Linked DNA regions of Mus musculus: region 2 is linked to region 1. A link is a loop called in an ENCODE intact Hi-C map of the cell type or tissue named here. Cell type or tissue: left cerebral cortex. All regions are shown on one strand.

Region 1 (8,000 bases):
ACATGCCAGTGCCCTAGTTTTAAACGGCACTACTCCCAATACCTCAGGAAGATACTTGTCTGCTGCCTGAGTCACAAGTCCCCGGGGGGATGGCTTCAGTGGCCTGGGGTGACTGGTGAAGACATGCAGGAGCCTCTGCACTGGGTAGGCAGATTGACACAAGTGAGGAGTACCTCTTGGAAACAGGGGACATCAACAACCCGCTTCAATCTGCATGCATGGATGCAGAGAACAATCTCACATTGACAGGTCTGTCCTCGAGGCCCTGGCTGTGCCACACTCACCTGAGCACCACTGACCTGCCCAGGCCCGGGAACACAGGGACTCAAATTTCACGCCCCTGCACCCAGCTGGCCTTGCTTCGGTTAAACTCGCGTGGACATAGAGTCAGTGAACTAGAATCTTCCCACAGCTATTGACAACATTGAGTGTAATGGGCGGGAGCAGGGGTCACTGTCATTTCAGGGTTGTCCCCGCAGCTCTCCAGGACAGGCCTTTGCCTTGTGAGAGTCCGAGACTTAGAGGGGGGCATCGTGATTTGTCCTGGGTCACACAGTTTAATGGAGAGGGATGAACGTTCCCTCCACAGGGGTCACAGGGGCCTGTCGATGCAGCCCTACACTCTACCAGTGGTAAGGCAAGGCACATTGATGATGGCAGGAAGCGGCCTCACTGGGGTCACTCTCAGGACAGCCTCTCCCGTCTTTCCCACCCTTGGTCTCTAGATGCGGCAGCAGGAGGGCATTGGCCCCTGACTTACTGCATGGAAAGTCCAGGTCACAGTAACACATGTTCCCAGGATGACCTCACACGTCCTCAAGATGACCTGCTGACCCAGGCGGCACCTGTTCCATCCTCTTGCGTAGGACTCAGAACCCGAGGAAGGGCACAGGCTAGCCCTTTCTGGCTGTTTGACAGTTTGGTAATAAGGAGGGTACTCTGGGAGAAGTGTTGGCTATATATGGCTAACCATCAAGGGGGCCTGGTGCCACCTACAGGTAGAGGTGTGGCTAGGCTGCTGGCCTCAGAGACTCAGGAGATAGAGCCACAAAGCGCATGGGTGGGTTTCCGGAGTCTGTGGGTCCCTCCCTCCCAGAGGCTGCTCTGGTCTGTCTGCTTAGGTCCGTCTGGGGCGTAAGCCCATGGGGCTCTCCCCACACCACCAACTATCTGTGTCTCTTCCTTTGCATTCACCTTGCAAAGCCAACCCCAGAAGCAAGTACAGCCTCCCAGCTGCCAGCAACTAAGCCTCCTTCACTTCTGGCCCCTGCTGCTGCTTCCCTTCCAGGGAACTCCCCAAGAGCGATTCTCCATCCCAGGTAGGGCAAGGCACTGATTAGGGTCTCCATGGAAAGGGTGGAAGCCACAGAGAAGTCTTTGTTCTGAGTTCTGAGATGAGGGTGGGGGGTGGGGGTGGGGGTTGGGCTGTGTATGTGGTGAGCAGGGCTGGCAGGTGGCCCTGCTCTAGGTTGGAATGCAGACACAGGTACCACCCACTCCAGGGACTGTGGGCAGCCATTCTGCCCATTGTCCTAGGAAGTTCACAGGGAGCCATGGTATCAGCCTCTTGTAGTTGCTAGGACTCCTATTGTGTCCCAACACCAGCTGATAAACAGTAGGTGCATAATAAATGGAGGCCAGCATTAGATTACAAAGCCAGAAGCTTCACTGACCCAGAGGGGACCTGCGGTGGGTGGCTAGTACAGGACAGGGGAATTCAGCTTACAGGGCAGGGGCTGGCATGCAGAGTAAGGAAGAAAACGTGACAGAAAGCAAGAACGGGAACCTTCCATCTCAGGACAGACCACTGGGGCTCAGCAATGGCCACAGATGCTGAAGGGGCCCTTCATGAACTCAGGACTGAGCTGTGGTGCAATCACAAGGAGACTCCACACCACAATTCATTCCCACCCTTGGAGTTGTGGCTTAGGGACCTAGAGGGCAGAGGCAGGTGGTGGAGACCTGTTAAAAATCAAAGGGTTTATCTACCCACCTTTGTCACCTCCTTTCTCTGTTGAGCCTCCCACCTCCTGTCCCTCCCCTACTGTTTTGACCCCAGCACAGCAAGGATTTTTAATAACCATGGGACTGTTGATGGTTCCCCACAGCACATCAGACCCTGGGAGACTTCCCTCTCCCTCCTCTTCACTACACTTCACAGACCCTGCATGGCTCACACCGGCTCACACCAGTAAACACAGGCTCACACCGGCTCACACCTTCCAGCCCTGCTGGTCTGGTTATTAACCCCACTCTGGGATCTTTGTAAGTGGCTTTCCTGCTATGAGCACCTCATGGGCTCTCCCACCCCAGCTACACCCCTCTTAATCAGTGGGAGTCTGTTTTGCTTAGGAAGGACTTCACAAAGGCTATTCTGAAGTTTCTCTAGCTCTGACCTTCCTGCTTCCTGGTAGAGATGGCAGCTGCATCTCCTGTCTTGCAGAAAGCCTGCTAAATAGCCAGAGAGAGCAGCCAGTGCAATGGGAGCTTCAGGCAAAACAGCTCACCAGGAGACAGCCAAGAGAACCACCATTATCCACTCTCCAGCCTGGTAGCTGGTGTTTGCATATTGCCGGTTAGGAAGCACTTGAGAGGGACCCTGTATACAGTGCCGGGCACTGAGGTCCCACAGAGCATCACTTGACATTTGAATGGTTCCACCTCCAAGACCCAGAAGGGCAGGAATGGGTGAGGGCGCAGTGGGGGAGTTAATGAGAAGCTAAGGGTCTTGTAAAAGCTGAAACTCAGACTCCTGGGCATTGATCCACCAAAGCAGTGGCTTCCATTCACCCCAAACCTTGGGCCCAGTATTCACAGAAGCTTTATTGGACAGCCAACATCTTAGTCACAGGCTAAGTACCTTTCATCATGAAGGGTCAGATCAGATGAGCACCCTACAGTCACACCCTGGAATACTACTCAGCAATGAAAAGGAATCAGCTACAGCTCTGCCCAGTAACCTGGGTACATCTTCAGGGAATTACTCGGAGTGAGAGGAAAAAAAAAAAAAAGCAATCTCAGAAAGCTATACACCGTATGATCCCATTTATATAACATCCTTGAAATGACAAAATTATAGAGATGGAGAGCAGATTAGACGTTGTCAGGAGAGGAGGAGGCGTATGTGGCTATAAAGGGAAGGACGTGGAGTCTCTGGGATGGGACTGTTGTGGGGCTCGATTGTGGTGGTTACACAAATCTACATGAGATTAAAGGGCACAGCAGGGACAGCACAGCAGGGACAGCACAGCAGGGACAGGCACATGCGGAAGGTCAGCTGCTCAGTGGAGAGCTGGAATGGTGGTCCTCTGGCCTTAGTGTGATAGCCACAGAGGGTGCAGGAAGGTTAAAGCTATGGTCCTCAAATTGCCATCTCCAATGAAGACTTTAGGGTTTTCCCCACTAAGTGAATGGTCTGGGAAGGCACCATCCCTTTTTGGCACTAGGACCACCCTGCAGAGGGTATCCCCAGCAATCATCCCTGGGGCACAACCCAGCCAACCTCCAGGATGGCAGGGAGCTACAGGGGAACAAATGGCTAACAGAAGCTCCACTCCCTCCACCCTAGCCTCTCCTCTCTGTCCCAGCCTCTCCCCATCTCCGGCCTCTTCCTCCTCTGTACCCCAGCCTCCCCCTCTCTTTCCATCCCAGCCTCCCCCGCTCCCCTCCCAGCACCTGCCATCTGGCTGCTGTAGGCAACCACATGGAACCAGCCCTCAGCTGCCACCCTTCAACTTGAAGTCTGGCTCCCAGGGTTGAAGATTTAATTCTAAACACAACGTTTAAGATTCAGAAAAGAAGAGAGGGAATTCCAAGCCACCTGAGGGTGGTGGCTCCTGTTGTCTCTGCCATGGCAGATAGCATTAGGGCTTGAACCTCATTCCTAAAGACGAACAAGAACCTGGGAGAAGAGTGTGGGCTTCCCTAAGCCATGGTAGCCTGGCTGCAACCAAGCATTGGCCAAAGTTCAGCATCAATGTATCAGCGAGCACTGCCAAGGCTCAGCATCAATGTATCAGCAAGCACTGCCAAGGCTCAGCATCAATGAATGTATCAGTCATGCAAAGGATTTCACATGTGTCCAGTGTCCGGGCCCTGTAAGCTGCAACAGTTATAGCACAGAAAAATGTATAAAGTGGCTCTATAAACTGTTAGTGTAACCCCTGCACAAGCAAAGCTGCCGAAGTGACTCAGAGCACACTTGTACTCCCCAGGGACAGATCCTCCACCAGTTTCCAAGGTATCGCCTCAAGGCAGGCTCCAATTGTGAGTGAGCACTGAGAGACAGCCTCTCTGAGCTGGTGAAAGATGTGGGCGGATGGGGAAGAGAATAAGCTCAAGACTGGAAGTGCAAATGTCCTGAGGCAGGAACAGCGGCCTCACGCACGGAAAAGAAAGCAGTTACTCCTGTGCCCGGGACAAGGAGACAGCTACTTAGGGGCTGGGCAGATAGCACTAGGGCTTGCTGGAAGGGAGGGGTGACCCCGTGTGCAGTTAAAGTACAGGCAGCACATACAGTGGAGCTGGAAAATGATTCAGGTAGAACCCTGCAAGGTGAGCTTGAGTCTAGCTTACAGATCAGCACTGCCAGAAGTCCCAAAGCCAAAGCCACTCCACTCAAGTGCCTGCTGCAGCCTGGCTGGGCCCCACCAGGCTCCCCCTCCTAGACCTCAAGTGTCAGAGGAAATGCTGTGACCAGCTGGCTTTAGGCAGCTCCAAAGTCCTTCAGTGACCCTGGGTAAAAACACACATCCTCTATGCCTGGGGCCTCTGGGGCCAGAGGCATCAAGAGAGGCCAGAGAAGGGGAGCCAGGAGCTCAGTGAACAGAGCTGGAGGCTGGCTAAGGGATGGCCTCGCTGGTACCCACGCTCAGGCTCAGGCTCCTCACAGAACCTTGCTCACACCAGGGAACCCAGGAGGGCCTTCTGCTCATCTACATCACTACAAGACGCTGCATCCGGGGAGTCTGTAGGCAGCTCCTCTTTATGACCTGTGCTGGGCAGACAGGGACCAGGTGGGCAGGTGTCAAACACTCCACCTGCACCTAGGGACTGCCTCAGACAAATGTGAAGTTTGTGTGCTTTTTAAGACACTCCCTGAGCGCTTTATAAGGGAAGGACCTCTCTAGCCGACACCGGCTGTGTCTTGGACACACACGGTCACAGCAAGAGTATTAAGAGACTCCCTTCCTTTTGGCTTCTCACTCTGTGGGAGACTCTCACTCCAGCTGCTACCCCTACACTGCCTCCTCACCCCTACCCACTACTACCTCATATGCCTTTCTTCTGCCTGTAGGTCTGGGCTTAGGGACAAGGCTACTTCATCACTGGCCCAGCCCCAGCCCCTTCAGCAGCACAGAGCAGCTCATTTCTTTGACAGGCAAACGTGCAATGGCCCAATCTCCCGACGCCACCCTCTTTCCTTCTTCTGGCTCTCGGACACGCATGGCCAGGCATGCCCAGGCTGAAGCAGGGGCTCCAGTGTCACACAGTGATTCTTGGCACGGAATCTGAATGGTCAGAGACAGGAGGCCAGCTCAGTCCTCAGACCACCTTGGCACCTCAGGCAGGCCACCCTGGCTGTTCACACAGGAAGAAGTGCCAGCCGAGTTCTGTTCCCAACCTCATCACAATGTCTCTGTGGCCTGGGGCAGTTCAGACCGGCACCCTTCTGGATGTTGGGGGCATGATGTTTGCCCCAAAGTCAGCTTCCAGTTGACAACACACATCTCAGAAAACTAAAGGACTGATAGTTGTGTCCCATGTTCTGAGGTGTTCCTGAAGCAGCCACCACACCCATCCAGGACCCCACATCAGCAGAAAGCCACCCATCTCTGAGGAAGGCAAGTTCAATGGAGCTATAAATACTTCTAAAGCTGCCAAGGAGTTGGGCTTTCTGCATGAGCAGGCTCCGCTGGAAAGGGAGGCGGCTCGCCAGATTTGTTCCGAATTATGAAAATAGATGTTGTCTCCCCGCCACATCTGTTTTGCCTGACACATGGGCAGCAATTCGCCTCCTAAATACGGCGGTGCCCAGAGCCAGCTCCTCAACTACAGAGAAGAAAACAGGGAGGGAAGTGGGGGGGGGGAAGCCCCGTCATCCCAGACTTTGCCCAACTCCTCTCTATGGTGTCTGTGCAGTGTGTGGCCTTCAGCTCTCCTTGAGCAATGTGAGACTGAAGTTAGAGGGACAGGGGTCCCTTGTCACTTAAAAAGAGGTCACTAGACATGATTGCTATTAAAAAGTACATCATCACCACCACCACCACCATCATCATTACGACGGGTCCCTCCCAACTCCAGCTGAGGACACACTTTTTAAAAACATTTTATCATTTTACTGGGGGTGGGGTGTGGGGGAGTCACCATGACAGGCATACAGGTGGAGGTCAAAGGACAACTGAAAACTAGTTCTATTCTTTTACCACGTGTGTCCTGAGACTCAAGCTTAGTGGTAGATGTTTCTACCTGCTGAACCATCTCACCTGCCTCAGGGTGCGTTTTTTAATTCTTTTGACATGGTGAGCAAGGCCAATTTAGGGAGAGAACAGGCACGCTACCCCACGTTGGCTCAGTGACGGGTCACTATCATCCACTCCACCAATCACTGCAGGGCAGCCCTAATTATGGCACAGCTGTAGCTGTCAGTGGAGGACTCAGAACTCTGAGAGTGGCCCAGACTCTTAAGGCACATGCCCATGGGGGTCCTGAGGAGCAGGCAGGGAAGTTGGGGCGGGCAGGTGCTATCTGTCTGTCCTGCGTCACTCCTTAAGTCTCTTACCCTCAAATACCACCTTTTGGAATTTTTGCCTTAAGGACAAGTTCAGTGACAACTCAGCTTTCATTATGGCAAAGCCATAACGAAGAGGAAGAGGAGGAGGAGGAGGAGGAGGAGGAGGAGGAGGTGGAGGAGGAGGAGGAGGAGGAGGAGGAGGAGGAAGAGGAGGAGGAGGAGGAAAGTCCTCAGCCTGGGAGCACGCTGGGGTGGCAAGAGGGCTGGAGCTGTTCACCCCACGTCATGGCCACAGCTGGAGTGTGAGCAGCTTCCTCCTACCTGAGGTCCTGAGTGTTGGGGTGCATGCCCAGGGCAACCACCTCCTTTATGTGTCAGAAAGAAGACTCAGCCCAGGGGTCCCCGCCTTATGTGCCCCTGACTGTAAAAAACAGAGGGGAGACTCATGCTGAGGAGAAGGGTGGAAGTTTATGTTTCACTGCAGTGAGGACAGGTTGGGGAGGGGTGTGACAGTCTGGCTGGAGCTGGCCAGGACAAGGCAGGCCTCTATTCTCAGCCGCTCTGAAAGAGGCCTGCAGGACCTGCTACAACCCCAGCTTTGCGACTAGACAGACAGACAGACAGACAGCTGGGCCTCAGTGACACTGGCTTTCCCAGTCCAGGGACTGTGGCTGCCTGGACCGGAGGGGAAAGGTTGGCAGTTTTCCTCTTCACAAAGACTTGGGGAGTCGGCAGAGGAGATGCCACTCTGGCTGTCGTGGCATCGAGGGACTGGTGCCTCAGTTCCTATGGGAATAGGTGGCTAGGGCACCAGGAGCCTCGCCAACAAAACATTCACCCCCTTTTTATCCCTGGCAAAAATGACCCGGTGACTATGGCAGTGAGGCTAATTAATGACTTTATTTGGCAAAACAAAGCCTCAGGCCCGTTTAAATAGTCCCAATATTTTCTTCCTTAAGAAGCCACTTTCTGGTATATATGCAAGGAGGAAAGGGGTGTGGAGGGCTGGGGGTTGGGGGGGTCTGGGGGTGGAGAACAGAAGGCAAAAAATTGGCTTAACAAGTTACAGAAGGGAATGTGGACCCTGCTCACCCTCAGAAAGGAGAACGCTGAGAATGTCCTAGCACGCACCCCCACTCTGCCCCTGGTATAAAATTAGCACAGTAAAGTAAATGTGTTATAAACACAAAGACCCTGCCAGGAGGCAAAGTGCTTTAATTTAAGGGGGTAAGGAGAGGACATTCTGGGGAGGGGCAGGCGGTCCACC
Region 2 (8,000 bases), 55 kb after region 1:
AGCAAAAATAGAACCATACTACGAATGCTGGTTAGTGGATTGCTTTTCTCCCTACTTAACTATCACAGCTTTTCTCGCCAGCGAACACAGGTAGAGTCATCGTTCAAGGCCGGAGCATGCGCATTTGGCAGCAGGGGCCACTAGGGCAGCCATCCCCGGGTTGTCTGAGTCAGGGCCTAACTCTCTCTGGATGGGATTGTTGCTTGGAAGGACATGCTCAGATCATGTGAACCGGCAGTTTAAGGATTCTAACTGGGGTTCTAGAGCCCAGGCCACGGAGTGGGTCTGGGCTGGTCTTAACAACGGTCTTGTCTGGGGCAGGTTTCTCCTGTGATCTCTGAGCTTCAGTTCTCATCTGTCCAACGCTTGGGCTGGGGAAGGGATAATGCTGGCCCTATGGTTAAAGCGTTTGCGATGCAAATGTGAGGACCGGAGTTCAGATCCTCAAAACCTACATCGATACAGGGTGAGTGTGGTGTCCCACTTGTAGTTTCAGCCTTGGAAGGTGAGGATAGGGGATCCCCTAAGCAGGCTGACCAGTGAGATTAACCACGTCAGCAAGCTCTGGGAGAGACCCTGCGTCAGTGAATAAGGCAGAAAATTGATTAAGCAAACCTCCCAATATCAAACTCGGGTTTCCACATGCTCGCGCCATGCCAGCCCCCCATACCCACCCCCTGCCTCCCACGGGGAGGTTAGCACAGAGGAGGGCTTCCAGTGTAGGCCTTAGTGGTTATCTGTGTGCCCTTCACGGGGATGTGAGCTGCGCTTCTCAGCCTTCTGGATATGTTAAAGACGACAGAATCCTGATTTATATGTGAAATGTCCTGATATTTCAATTTTGGCAACCAGTTTAAAGTAAGTTAAAATAAATCAAGTGTGGAGAGCCAGCTCTGCGGGCCAGATGCAGCCCTGGTCTATGATTTGGGGAGTTCAGTAGGGCCTCTCTGTTCTTCCACCCCTGTGGGAATGCAGCCAGATGGTTGTAGTTAATTAAGGCAGGGTACAGAAGACAGTTTGGACCCCTCCTTACCCCACCGTGAAGCATGGACCCTGTGTTAGTTATTTTGCTATTGCTGTGACAAAACACACTGACAAAAACATCCCAAGGAAACACAGGTTTATTCTGGCTCACAGTTCCAGGGTGTGGCCCGTCATGGTGGGGAAGCGGAGGCAGTTGGAGCTTGAAGCGACAACACATTCAAAGTCAGAAAGCTGAGAGCAGTGGACACGTGCCATACCCAACTCCCTTTCTCTATTTAACAGCTCAGGATCCCAGCTAGGGAATGGCACCACCCACAGTGGGCAGGACTTTCCAGCTCAATTAAACACAATAATCTCCCAGAGGCATAAGCAGAGGCCTGTCTCCCAAGTGATTCTAGGTTCTGTGAAGTTAACAGTTAACACTAACTCTATAGCCTGTTTCCTTACTACACACCATGTCTTGAGGGAACCTTGAGAAGACCATATCCCTGGAATGGCTTCTGCTCTGGTCCAAGCAGACAGGATCTCTTCCTGTCCCTCTCATCTTCTGTGTTGTGCATCTACCTCCATGCCACTGTCTGCAAACCATGATGACATCACTGCCCTACCATTACCCAGCATGCAAATGGGAGAACCACATCTACCTGGCACAAGTCCAGACACTCAGGCCAGTGTTCTAGAAACCCACTGAAAAGTCAGGCTTGGGAATGTGAAACGGCAGTGTGAGGGGATCGAGGACACTAGAGTCTGTCTGAAGAGTGAGAGTAGAGCTGACTCTGTAGCTGTGACTCTCAGCTCTGTAGTCTATGAGTTTTCTCAACGTACTGATCTTTCACAGTGCAAAATCTCGGTCTGGCTGCTAATGCAACTCTAATGGCGGTAAGGCGATTAGGCGCGACAGGCGACAGTGTGCTCATGGAAGGTGTTAAGAACCTCTAAGTGCCTTAATAATATTCCCACCTATTGCAGAATCTTCCTAATTAGACTGCTTTGCCCAAGGAAAGAATGCAGAATCTACTAGAAAGTGGATGGAGTGTTCTAGAACATACAAAGAGCAGTTGAGGTAAATCGAAAGGCAAGGAAAAGTACAAACGCCCCCAGCAGAGAGTCCCCTTTTCAGAGACAGGATCCTGGGCCAGAGGCTGCAGGTGGAGTGGGGTCGGGGAGAGGGGTGGGACTGTGAGAAAGGGGCGGGGCTGTATGAAAGGGGTGGGGCCCGAACTCCAGCTGTGCAGGCTCCACCAGAGAGGCAAGGTTCCAATGCACCCCACCACGACCAGCAATTGGAAGCTCTCCGCACAGGCCTAGGAACTGCAAAGTGTAACTGTGGTGATCCCTGGAGCTGCCTCCTGTCCTGATCCACTCTCTGTGCCTTCAGTGTCTTCGTCTATAAAATGGCCCTAGATACATTTTCATTCAAACATTTCCAGTGCCCATGTTTAAAAATGTAATGCAGGTGGAATTCACTTTAATAATGCTTTTTAAAATTATGCTTTAATAGATAAAAACAAACAACAGACAACGACAGAACTAAGCATAAGTAACTCACGTCCCAGTTGTTGGTCAGGGTAGCCCAAGAAACCACCCAAATTGTATAGGCTACTTCTGTTGCCCCTGGTGGCCTCCCTGAGGCAGAAGGTACGTCCCTATTGCTGAAGACGCCATGCATTTCAGATCCTAGACGCCAAGAAAGATACAAGCTGGATATGGCCTGAAAGACTCCTTCCTGAGTACTAACTTTTATACTGCCAGTGGTGCTATGCAAGCTTTCAGGGGAGAAAAGTAGCTCACAGTCCTGCCCAGCTATGACAACCAGTCCTACGCAGTCATGCCCAGCTAGGGAAGATATCCTTAAAGGTGAGGTAGTGGTACTGGTATCTTGGTAGTAACTCATCTAACAGGAGGGAAACCACGCCTTAGACAGCTGTCTGTGGGCTCGTGAGGTCATGGATCTTAGAGAGCCTACTACTGACACGTTACTAAACCAGCATACTTTCTAACTACATTCTAAAACTTACACATATGTGTAACTCTCACCCCTGATCAAGGAAACGTCCCTTTGCAACAGAGACCATTACAGAGATCTACGACTGGTCAAAATGCATAGATCAGTTGACTGTTATGTGACCAGCCTCAATGGATCCATCTACAGCACAACGCCTGTACTTAAAGCTCAGGGACAGAGATATTGAAAGAGCCAGGGGACCAGGAAGTCTGCTGTGAGATCATGTCTCACAGAATAGGATCTTCACAAGTAATAAATTAAAAAGAAGAAGAAGAAGGAGGAGGAGGAGGAAGAAAGAAGAAAGAAGAAGGAAGAAGAAGAAGGAGAAGGAGGAAGAAGAAGAAGAAGAAGAAGAAGAAGAAGAAGAAGAAGAAGAAGAAGAAGAAGAAGAAGAAGAAGAAGAAGAAATAATTAAAGTTCTGCTCCAGAGCTGGGTGTGATGGCGCACATCTGCAATCCCAGGTCTAGGGAAACGGAGGCAGGAAGTTAGCAATTCTGAGGCCAGCCTGGCTTATTTACTGGGACCTAGTCTCTATTAAAACAGTACAAACAAAACCAAGATACCCATAAGGGTTATATTTAACTTAATATATCTAAATTTCAACATGCGGTCAATATTTTGCAGGGACTGAGAGATGGTTCAGTGGCTAAGAGTTTGAACAGGCAGCACGCATAAGAAGCTGGGTGTGGCTGAGGGTGCCCACGACTCCAGTGCTGCTGGAAGACCAGCCAGTCAAAGGTTCTCCGAGTGAGGTCACCCTCCTGGGTGCTAGATTCTCGGTGGACAAGGAGGCCCGAGTCCTCCCCACAGAAAGACCAGCAGGCTTGCCTGTGAAGGATGTCGGCTCTAAGCCTGCTTTTCCTCACGCGTTTGGAATTTGAGGTAGGAAGCATGTGGGCCGGACTGCTCTTTGAAATCCCCGAAAGAAGACAAGGGCGTGTGCTTCCTTTCCTGCCCTGCCCTAGAAGTCCCGCAGGGATCACAGCAGACAGACCAGGGTCCCACGCTGTGCTGAGGAGGAACAGGCAGGGTCCTGACTTGATTCCTCTGCTAGCCTAGGTCATGCCCCAACCTGTCAGCTGCATTTTACACACGATGTCACAGCCACTGTCCCCTGACAAACTTTTGCTTTATGACAATCTAAAAACGTTTTTGTGTTGCACTAGAAGAAGTTTTGGGAGTGCTAGGGTTCAAACCAGTCATAGAGTGCTTGCCTAGCAGATATATGAAAGCGACTGGGTTCTACCCACAGCACCCCTAGGGTAACTGCAAAACATATAATATAAAGTATGGAGAATGGGACACACCTGTGTGGATTGTAATGATGTCATGCAGAAGGCAAATCTCTGCTTATTATATGAATATATTAACTCTTCAAGGTTTGACATCACTTCCTCTGCACCTTGTTCACCCAGCATTCCTGATTATTCCAAAGCAAATCGTGGATGAGGCATGGCTATATCCACCGGTATTTGCAAACTTCTAACTCTTCATCATTTCATTACAGGGAAAGCTGCCATTGGGAAAATGAGACACAGAACAATGTGGGGTGGTGCTGCCCACGCAGGCCAGGCTTGGACTCAGGACTCCTGGAGGATTCTGGGAGTGATGATAATGGAGTTGACACCCAGAGCTGCTCTCTGGGCAGTAGGGAAGAGTAAGAAGAGAAACTTTTTGTCTATGTGGCATGCAGTGGCTTGGTGCCACACCTGAGTGTCCCAAGGGGCTCACACCAGCCTGTCTGTTATCCAGTGTGCAGGCAATGGCGCCAAGGAGTGAGGCTTTGTATAGAACCGATAAAAGAGAATTTATTGACTAAGATAAGGGCCCTGTGTATCCAACATGGCTGTCTTTCAATAGAAACACTGAGAATCCTGTAGCCGTTTGGTCCACAAGGTTGGGTCTCAGCTGTTGCAGCCTGGTTGAGGAGTCGGGAAAATTATTGAAGAGTTGCTTGACTTCAGTTGGAATCCTGGAGAAACTGGATTTAGTGTTGGCTGCAGCAACAGGATCGATGGTCTTGCTAGCAAAGAGTGGGGGGCAAGCCGGACAAAAAGCAAAGCTTCTGTCTTCCGTGTCCTTTTCTGTGCGCAGCCACCAGAAGGTGTGACCCAGATTGGAATAGGTCTTCCTGCTTCAAATAATCTGATTTTAAAAGCGCCCCCCACGGGCATGCTTAACATCTTGGGGTTCAGCTAATTCCAGATGTGGTCAAGTTGACAACCAAGATGAGCCATCACAGGCTTTGAAGCCAGTGTACCAGTGGTCCAGACCCTGGTGTACCTCAGCCCGAGTGTGAACTAGAGCCTGCCACAACCCTAGGGCTCAGTTTCCTCACAGTAGGGTAAGAACACATGACACACTGTGAGGCTGAGACAAAATATTCAAAAGAAGTGCCAAGCACAGGGTGAACTTGCAGAAAACAGTAGCCTCGAGATTAATTAGTATTGCTTTTGAAATGTTGTATGTGTGTGTATACACATGTACATATGTGTATGTATATGTTTGGTTGAAGAGGACTTCTTGTAGCCAATACTGGCCTCAAAGTTGATATATAGCAGGGGATTTACCTTAAAATTCTGATCCTCCTGCCTCCACCTCCAGAGGGCTAGGGTTACAGGCATGTGACCTTGGGCCTCTAATCCTCTTGCCTCCACCTCCCACCTCTGGGGTTACAGGCCTGCTCTTGTGAGGTGCTGAGGAGAAAACCATGTCTTCTTGAGACTGGACAAGCACTTCATAGCCTCATTGCTGAAATGCTATCAGCAGCTAAGAGTGCCATCAATTGCTCCTAGTGTCCCTGAACAGCGCCGGCCCATTCTTCTCCCTCTACAGATCGCAGTGGGGTGGAATCTCCTAGTGTCCGAGCCTCAACCCATTTTTAGAAGACGCATTCAGGCTTCTGAGTCCTTGGAACTTTGAGCTCCATCTGGGGCTGTCAGGCACCCCTGAGCCCAGCCCACAACCCCATGACTCACCTCTGTTGTCTGGGGAAACCAATCAGCCCAGAAGACAGTCCCGACTCCCCCGGGATCCCCAGCTGCTGCTCCTGGCATGAACAGTGCCACCCGCCACCCCATGCCTGCCAGACACTTGGGCAGGGTGCCAGACCTGACTGCCAGTCCCGCCTGGATGGCAGCAGACAGCATCCCCCCCCCCGCCCCCCGTGTGTGTGTGTGTGTGTGTGTGAGTGTGTGTGTGTGTGTGTGTGTGTGTGTGTGTGTGTGTGTGTGTGTGTGTGTGTATGTGTGTACGCTTTTGCATGCAGCTTATTCTCCCTTCTCGGGGCTGGGTTGTTTTGCTCTGGGCTTCAAATTCATTTTTAGATTCCAGCCTCCTTCCTCCCCTCCATCTCCCGATTCTATTCTTAGAAAGGGAACGGGGCTATGCTTGGGCGTCGCAGTGAAGTAGACAGAAGTTTGCCCACGTGCTCCGGCCGCCTGAGATAGACTTAATTAAAAAAGAGACTTTGAGCGGCAGGTTCACTGGCCGGAAACGCAGCTGGCTGCGGAGGCTGCCACTGCCTGGGGTGCCCATGGCTAGAGACAGCTCAGCGGTGGATGCATGCTCTGGCTGCCCCGCCTCCCCCTCCCCCTCCCCGCCCCCCCACCCCCACCCCCCAGGGCCCAGGCGGGATGCTCCTGGAGTCCGCAGCCCGCCTGATGGGTTATTGGTTAAATATGAACTCTCCAAGCGTGTTGGCTGCTGAAAGATTTTTTCTTTTAATTAGATAAATAAATTTTAAAGGCTATGGGAGCAGGGCTTCCTCCAGAAACCAGAGCCAGCGAAATAAGCTTTGTCTGCTCAAAGGAAGCTGACCTTCCTCAAGACCAGTCTAGGATCTCTCCGGAGGAAAGGCAGGGAGAGGAGAGAAGAAGGGAGGAGGTGGCAGAGAGCAAGAGGAAGGAGAAGGGGGGTTGAGAGCCTCGGGGTCCCAGAGTGAGTGATTATCTGGAAAGAAAGGCAGCTAGTAAGAGGACCAGAACCTGAAGGAGGAACCAGACCAGTAGGTTAAAATCCTAGCTCCGTGCATCCCAGCTGTGTGACCTCAGGCAAGAGGCTTAACTTCTCTGAGCTTCTTTTGTCTTATGTACAAAACAATACGTTTTGTTTTTTAAGCTCCCACTTTAGCAGCCCCTGGACAAGACAGGAAATATTAATTAATCTAAGTTCATCGTGATAATAAAGGTCCCACTATAGAGAAAAGAGGAAACGGAAGGCAAGAGCTTTAGTATGTGGAAGAACAAGCCTGGAAGAGCGAGGCTGGCCAGCTGCATTGTGGGCTTTAAGTGGCCAAAGAGGTTCTGCCTGGACACTTGGGCACTCTGGGGTCACTGTGCCAAAAGAAACAGGAGCTGGAGTTATTCCTGGGCAGGCGTTTGGGCACCCAGACTCAGCTGGGCCCTGTCCATGTGACCCAGCCCAGGAGCCAGGTATGTGATTGAATGACTTTCCAGAAGATTCTTGCTCCGTGTCGGGTTTCTGATCCGTAGAACTGTTACGGAATGAAATAGCTGTTGGATGTTAGTACCCAGCAATAAATCGTAGAAGAAACAGGTGTGTTGGACAGCGTTATGTTGCTGTGACGAAACACCTGAGGCAAACACTTTAAAAGCAGGAAAGGTTTGTGTGGTTGGTAGTTTTCATTGAGGCCAGTCTCAGCTGCTCAGCTGTATTGGTTTGCCTCTGGGATGTCGTGGCACTCAGAGTGTGAACCAATATCCCCAAGGCCAGGCCCCTGAGTGGACTCACTTCCTGTTAGGCCCACTGTCCCCATCCCAGCAGCCCCACAGGCTGGAGGCCATGCTGTAGAGATAGATGATCTTAGGCAGGTTGGCATCCTCACCCAGGGGATAGCCTCCCTTTGATTTCCCAGGATAGTGATCCAGTCTTACTGATTATTAGAAATCACAGAGCCATTAGTATAATGTAAACAATCACTTTTAAGTTCACCATTCAGTAACTTTCCATGGCTCCACGTGTTTACACCCATGGTTATGCTCCATGTAA

What was found. Peaks named below come from ENCODE experiments on the same cell type or tissue, not always from the same donor. Only the 100,000 strongest peaks of a DNase experiment are listed, where the experiment ranks them.
Region 2: a loop joins it to region 1, with 4 times the contacts of the local background. A loop is called at or near these places in 5 of 42 quality-filtered maps.

The regions. Positions count from the first base shown.
Region 1 is chr2:173,245,904-173,253,903 of GRCm38, forward strand. All of the region lies in intron 1 of Pmepa1 (prostate transmembrane protein, androgen induced 1), which reads right to left. Among named protein-coding and RNA genes, the nearest start is that of Pmepa1, 27 kb to the right of the region's middle. In left cerebral cortex, a CTCF peak has its summit at 1,034 (motif pointing left); DNase peaks (open chromatin) are centred at 3, 3,119, 3,708, 4,259 and 2 more places; H3K4me3 peaks cover 15 bases; H3K27ac peaks cover 1,437 bases.
Region 2 is chr2:173,301,298-173,309,297 of GRCm38, forward strand. No RefSeq gene overlaps it. Among named protein-coding and RNA genes, the nearest start is that of Gm36859, 14 kb to the left of the region's middle. In left cerebral cortex, no CTCF peak of the experiment used is centred here; DNase peaks (open chromatin) are centred at 1,108, 4,519, 5,273, 6,050 and 1 more place; H3K27ac peaks cover 794 bases.